Linked DNA regions of Mus musculus: region 2 is linked to region 1. The links are chromatin contacts, found by Hi-C or POLR2A ChIA-PET in ENCODE. All regions are on one chromosome and are shown on one strand. Each heading gives the region's core, a stretch centred on a gene start or an enhancer-like site at or near the end of the contact. The rest is flanking DNA. Distances are from core to core; before and after follow the strand shown.

The links. Hi-C counts contacts between places; a loop is a spot of excess contacts on that map. ChIA-PET counts read pairs that join two places held with the same protein, here RNA polymerase II (POLR2A).
Region 2: a loop to region 1 is called in a map of gastrocnemius, with 4 times the contacts of the local background. The contact joins the promoter of Tnpo3 here to the promoter of Calu in region 1. A Hi-C loop is called at or near these places in 1 of 37 maps with a recorded cell type or tissue (gastrocnemius). POLR2A ChIA-PET finds 5 or more read pairs at or near these places in 1 of 5 experiments (embryonic stem cell).

What each region holds. Positions count from the first base shown.
Region 1 is chr6:29,346,457-29,349,820 of GRCm38, forward strand. Calu (calumenin) reads left to right here and starts at 1,650. Exons shown (of 7, transcript NM_007594.4): 1 at 1,650-1,752.
Region 2 is chr6:29,608,327-29,611,690 of GRCm38, forward strand. Tnpo3 (transportin 3) reads right to left here and starts at 1,523. Exons shown (of 23, transcript NM_177296.5): 1 at 1,040-1,523. The coding sequence starts at 1,159.

The DNA.
Region 1 (3,364 bases), core at 400-2,899:
ATAAAAACTTCATCAAACTGTTACTACATTGGTACATGAAATCTGGGTTCCTAGTCATGGTCACTCACATTTGGCTCCATAATAAACTTTCTTTGAGATGAGAGTTGTATTTTGAGTTGGTGGTTTGGATGTTCCAAACAGTAATTGCACACTTTCCTTGTCTTAGGGCAAACTGATTTGCTTTATTGTCTTTCATGAACTTAGTCTTTGTTTTGACTGGACTTAAATTCTAGAGGCTTTGCTATTCATTTCATACATGTTGAAAATAAAGTAGCTCTCAGGCTGGTGAGATGGCTCAGTGGGTAAGAGCACCCGACTGCTCTTCCGAAGGTCCAGAGTTCAAATCCCAGCAACCACATGGTGGCTCACAATCATCCATAACAAGATCTGACTCCCTCTTCTGGAGTGTCTGAAGACAGCTACAGTGTATTTACATATAATAATAAATAAATCTTTAAAAAAAAGAAAGAAAATAAAGTAGCTCTCAATGAATACATGTTTTAATTTCATGGCATTGAGTAGGTGATGGGTTTACTAAGGTTATATAGTTCAGTGGTAGAATGGACAACTAGAATCCTGCACAGAGTCTGGGTTCAAACTCTCCTGTCCCCCGCCCCTCCAAACAAACAAACAAAAAAACAAATTGCTAATTTCCTATGTTTCTTTTAAATCAGGGGCCTTCAACGCAACGGGTTTCTTCCATTCAGTTTCTTCTATTCAGTTCACTTAGTATTGCTGAGAATTTCCTTGGACCTGGGCTGTAAGCTGGGAGCTCCTGATGTGTAAGTCAGGCAGATCTTATTTTGGCACTTGGTCTAATCGAAGACATAAGGACAAGCACCGTTATTAAACAATATCTGGCTGCGTACTGAAAATGCAAACTGCCAGGAAAGCACATGCGTATTATCTGTTTACTGACCAGGAAAGATTCCTAAAACTAACACCTTAACTGAGCACTGGCAACTTCACGACTACAGCTTCCCCTAAGACATTCCAGGATGACAACCTGTTTCATGACTGATGGCTTTCAGTAGCTGAAAAATCGAGAAAACATACTTCAGGCAGAGGAAGCCGCTTTGTGGACAAAGACCACATGGGTGTAAAATGTAAGGCTGTAAGGCTGTTAGGGGAGGCCGGGATCATGATGGTTTAGGCAGAGATGCGAAAGAGCATGGTGGGTGAGAATCGAAGCTGAAAGGTGCGTGTTGGCGGGGCGGAGAGCTGCTCAGTAGATCTGACTCTAGAGCCAGAAGTTGGGCTCATTCGCAGTGGGTGGTGACGTTACAGCGGGACTATTCCGGCCCCAGGGGCTTGGAGGCAGGAAGAAAGCCATCGGAATTACACTAGAAGCCTAGGGAATCAGGGTTGCCTGCCGTAAATGAGGTCGTTGCGGTCAGTGGGCCAAGGTCAGCGAGCCGCGCCCACACACCCAAGAGCAAGGAGCTGGGACTCAGAGTCCCCACGGGCTGGGCAACCCGAGCTGGGCGGGAATCCGGTCCACGCAACTCGGCGCGCTCGCGGGGACGTGGCGATTTCCAGCCAATCCCGGCCACGCGATTGTGAGACCAATGGCCGTACGAAGAAGCCATACGTCAGCAGTGATCGTGCCGGGGATTGGTGTGAAGACCCCCGACAAGTCGGATGGGGGCGGGGCCATTAACCACTTCCGGTTGGGCGGTGCTTGTGCGCGGGAGCTCACTCCCTGGGTGAGCCGCAGCCACGGTATCCTGCGGCGTGGAGCTCCCGGGAAAGGTAAGTTCTGTGGTGCTGGGTGGGTCCTGGTTCGCTCTTATTCTGTCCGTCGGCCCTGTTCCCCATTCGTAGTGGGTGTCCTCACTCCGGTCTCAGTGCACCGGGATGGGCCCGAGGCTCCACTCTGGCCCTCAGAGTGCGGTCCCCGACTTGCTGTCCCGCAGCTCTGCGGAAAGGGTTGTAGCTCCCGGGCCCTGCGCCCTCCTGGGCACCGTTTTTGTGCCTGGTTTCGCGCGTCCTTGATCTCCTCCCCGGGTTCCTCCACTCAGTGTCCCTGGGACTAGAGGGTCACTTTTGTTTGTTTCCTGAAGGTCGGAGAGAATTGGGTAGAGAGTTTTAGTATCCGCTCCCTGCCACCTCGCCGGACTCTTGGGAGCTGCCACCCCGCCCCAAGGCCACATCCCGAGAATTGAGTTGCAAGTGCCAAGAAAGAAAGTGTTAGCTGTCTTACAGGGTGTAGGAACATGGAGAACAAAACGATTGAAAACATAATGTCATTATTTTTAAAACTTCTTGTTAATTAGAAAAGAACGTCGCAGTTTTCTATGTTTGGCTGGATATTGTCATTAATGGAAATAGTTTTCACGTGTTAATTAGGGAGTTAATTACCTTTAAGTAATCACGGGTTTTTTGCTTGTCATTCCCAAGTGTTCTGATTTTTGATATGCTGTATACAGAAGTGAGCTTAATTTTAATTCGCGATAGTTGCTGTAATTAAGAGTGGTTTGCATTTTGTAAAGTTCCTTTTGCATGAGTGGGAAAGATCAGTGGATCTGCTAAGACTTTTGGTTCTTTGATCGAAATTCCTAAGCGTTCAAAGCCTTGGAACAGGGTTTTTTAAGAATTGCATTCACTTCCTGTCATGAACCATCAAGTCAGCATTAATAAGTTGGGAATGATAGCGCTCCAGTTTAATTTAACATGAAGGTAGAGTGACCTGGAGTGGCTGATAATTATTCTTTGCTATACCTGAAAGCTGACCCAGGAGAAGTATATATTTGACCTCATTCAGTTAGATTTAAGTATCGAGCAATAGTCACTGCTAAAGAACTTGTGTTCTTCTGTCCAAATGTGGGACCAGAGAGAACCTATTACTTGTGTGTAAGATACCTATTACTATTACTATGTCTGTCTGGTCCGACTATGAGTTTGGCAGTGTTTCAGGGGTCTCCAACAGGATATTTTGAAGATTCAAAAGGAATCATGAGCTCATAAAAAATATAAAGTATGTGTGTATTCTTCTCAATGTCATTCTCAATCATGGTTGGGCGCCATTCATATAGTGATATGTTAATTGATGTGTTATATCATTGCTTCAGTACAGGAGACTAATATGTTAGTATTAGCTTAATTTTTTTTTGTAACATAGATGTGCCAGGGATGTTTCCGGAATAGCCAGGAATAGTCATGGGAAATGCTTGATTAAGATCCTGGATTCTTTCTAAGTTCGAGGCCAGCCTGGTCTACAGAGTGAGTTCCAGGACAGCCAGGGCTATACAGAGAAACCCTGTCTCAAAAACCCAAAAAAAAAAAAAAAAAAAAAAAAATAATAATAATAATAATCCTGGATTCTCTCTGGGCGTGGTGGTGCACGCCTTTAATCCCCAGCACT
Region 2 (3,364 bases), core at 273-2,772, 260 kb after region 1:
TTATGTACTTGCAACCTAGGGGCTTATTTAAGAAGATACAGCACCATTAAACATCAGTTATGAGTTAAACAGAAAAGGGAGAGCAAGCATTTCATGTTTGTGAGTATAAAATGAAATAATGAATAAAGGGTGAAGAGAGAGAGAGAGAGCTAGAGATGTAGGCAGGACTGGATCCCCAGCACCAAACACAAGGAAAAGAAAAAGAAAGTAGGTACTTAGTCTGTTAAGAGGCTCCTTAGTTTTCAAAGAATTTCACAGTTCATAGACTAAAACCTAAACACTGTCAGCAAAATCACAAGCTATTAAAATTCATAAAAAATAAAAACATAGCAAAGGTGAGTGTGAAAAATCATGGAAGAAAATACAAAGTGTGAGTCAAAAAATGAAAAAACATGAGCCCAAAAATTTAACATGTGGAAATACGATAGATACAACACACACTCCACCACATGCTCACAAAAATATGGACTAATTAATATAGCTATGATAGCCATCTTACAAATAAAAACGTACAGGCAGAAGAAATACAGTAGGAATCTGATATAAAACAAAAGAACTACAAAGATTTCCTGAAACCATAACTAATTTTTCTTTATATTACGTTGCACTCCAATGAGAGGAGAAAATTTGTACGAACACGAATCTAGAAGCCTGAGAAATTTCGAGAATAACACGAATGAAAATCGGCAAGGGACACTGAGGGGTGAGTAAGGCTGCCAAAGGGAAGGTATTGCCAGATGCAACTCTTGAATACGGAAGGTGTACCAAAAGCACTTAAAGGAGAGCCAGACCACAAGCGAGACGTACAGAACTACAAAACGGATTCCACAGACGAGGGAAAGGGCCCGTTCGTGACCAATCAGTTGCCACTGGTTTCCGAAAGGCAGCACATCTGTGGCTGCTCAGCCCCACCCCGCGGCACCAGCTCCTTCGGAAAGAGGATCTCCCACTGCCAAGCGCTCCACTCAAGCGGAGAACCATCCCATCCCACTCGGCCCTGGTCCCGCGCGGCTCAGAACGGACTCTCCCCGAACCTCACCGAACGCTGCAGCTCCCCAAGCCAAAACGAGGCGCGCTCCTTTCCGCTGGGATCCGGGTCGTGGTAAAGCGCTTGCACCGCCTGGTACACGAGCTGCAAGGTTGGCTTGGCTCCCTCCATGCTGGCGGGAGCGGCGGCGATGACAGCAAAGAGCCCGATACTCCTCCCTAGGCTTCCGCTTGCTCTGCCTTCAAGCGTCCTCACTGTCTCGGCCACAGCCGCTCCCTGACTGGCGCCATCTCCTCCTTTCTGGCCGTTACCAGGGAAGGGGGGTTCCTCGTGGAAGTTGCCCCCTCGGAAACAGCGGAGAGGTCGCTTTCAGGTTCCTGCCTCCTTTTTGTCTTGTCTTCCCGCCAGAATCGCAGACTCTCGAGTCCGGACACGGGTTCTGGCTTCTGCACCTCCCGCCTTGCTCGCAGAGGCCTACCTCCGCATGACACGAACCACGCAGCGAGCCGAAGCAGGGCTTCCCCGGGCCGGAAGTGGCCGTCCGTAGACTTTGGCACACTTCCGCCTGGTGCACCACAAACTGCCTCCTTCCCGGCACGCCTCCTCTTGTTTCCCCCGCCTCCTCCCGGAAGTGACCCTGCCGGACTAGGAGAACCAAGGGGAAGTAGGCACAAGGTAGTCAGTCTCCTAGGTGCGTAAGTCTTTATTTGAGCTTCAAGTCTGGCTACTCTTAACGTTCCTGACCAAATCTTATCTCGTCAGCAAGGAATCCAAAGTCTTTCCTCCCGGTTCCTACTTCTTCACCCGTCTCCAAGGAGTGTTTAAGAAACATCAGTTCAGCCGGGCGTGGTGGCGCACGCCTTTAATCCCAGCACTCGGGAGGCAGAGGCAGGCGGATTTTTGAGTTCGAGGCCAGCCTGGTCTACAGAGTTCCAGAACAGCCAGGGCTACACAGAGAAACCCTGTCTCAAAAAAAAAAAAAAAAAGAAAGAAAGAGAGAGAGAGAGAGAGAAAGAAAGAAAGGAAGAGAGCCTGTAATCTCAGCTCTTGGAAGTTAGCCACAACACCATCAGGAGGAATTCAAGACCAGCCTCTAATACGTGGAACTCTGTCTCTTTAAAAAAAAAAACCAAAAAAAAAAAAAAAAAAAACAGCCAAGCGGTGATGGCAGACAGGTTTAATCCCAGCACTCTGGAGTCAGAGGCAGGCCTAACTCTTGAGTTTGGACCAGCCTAGTCTACAGAGCAAGTTCCTGGACAGCCAGGAATACACAAAGAGACCTTGTCTCAGAAAATAATTAACAAATAAATAAATAAATGACAAACAAAATCAACTGTCTAGCAATCCTCAGTTAACATGCCAGTTTCCCAATATTGCTGCTTCACTAAAAATAACTGTTAGTATCTAATGAAGGCTGACCATGTGTAATGTAATGTAATGTAGTGAAAGATTAACAACCTTCCAAAATAAGTCCTTTTTTAATGAAATAGTTTTGGTTTGCTTATTTGTTTGTTTGTTTGTTTGTTTGTTTCGAGACAGGGTTTCTCTGTGTAGAGGGCCCTGGCTGTTCTGGAACTCACTCTGTAGACCAGGCTGGCCTCGAACTCAGAAATCCGACTGCCTCTGCCTCCCGAGTGCTGGGATTAAAGGCGTGCGCCACCACGCCCAGCTCTAATGAAATAGTTTTAAAGACTTATTTTTATGTGTATGAGTGTTTTGCCTACATATTTATGCATGTGCAACTTGGTCCTGGAGGAGTTACCGTGTGAGCTGCTATATAGATCCTGAGAATTGAGTGTGGGTTCTCTACAAGATCAGTGAGTGTGTCAACTCTCCAGCTCCTAAACCTCATTTTAAAAGATGAGAATTTAAAGCTGTTCATGCTGGACCATATTTATAATCCCAGCACTTGGGAGGCAGAGACAGGAGGGTTGCTGCATATTTGAGGCCAGCCTGGGGTTCTTTGTGTGGTTCTGGTTGTCCAGAAACTCTGCCTTCTGGGTTCTGGGATTAAAGGCATGTACCTCCACTGCCCAACTAGTCACAAGAATTCTTTTTTTTTTTTTTTTTTTTGTGGTTTTTCGAGACAAGGTTTCTCTGTGTAGCCCTGGCTGTCCTGGGACACACTCTGTAGACCAAGGTGGCCTTGAACTCAGAAATCTGCCTACCTCTGCCTCCCAAGTGCTGGGATTAAAGGTGTGCACAATCACTGCCTGGCAACCACAAGAATTCTTAAATGAAAGCTGGAATTTGAGCTGGGAGCCCTGGAGGTTGTGGGGTGAAGGGTGAAACATGCATTTAATCCCAGTACTTAGGAAACAGAGGCAGGCAGAGCTTATATGCAGAATGAAGTCAGCCTGGTCTACAGAGTGACTT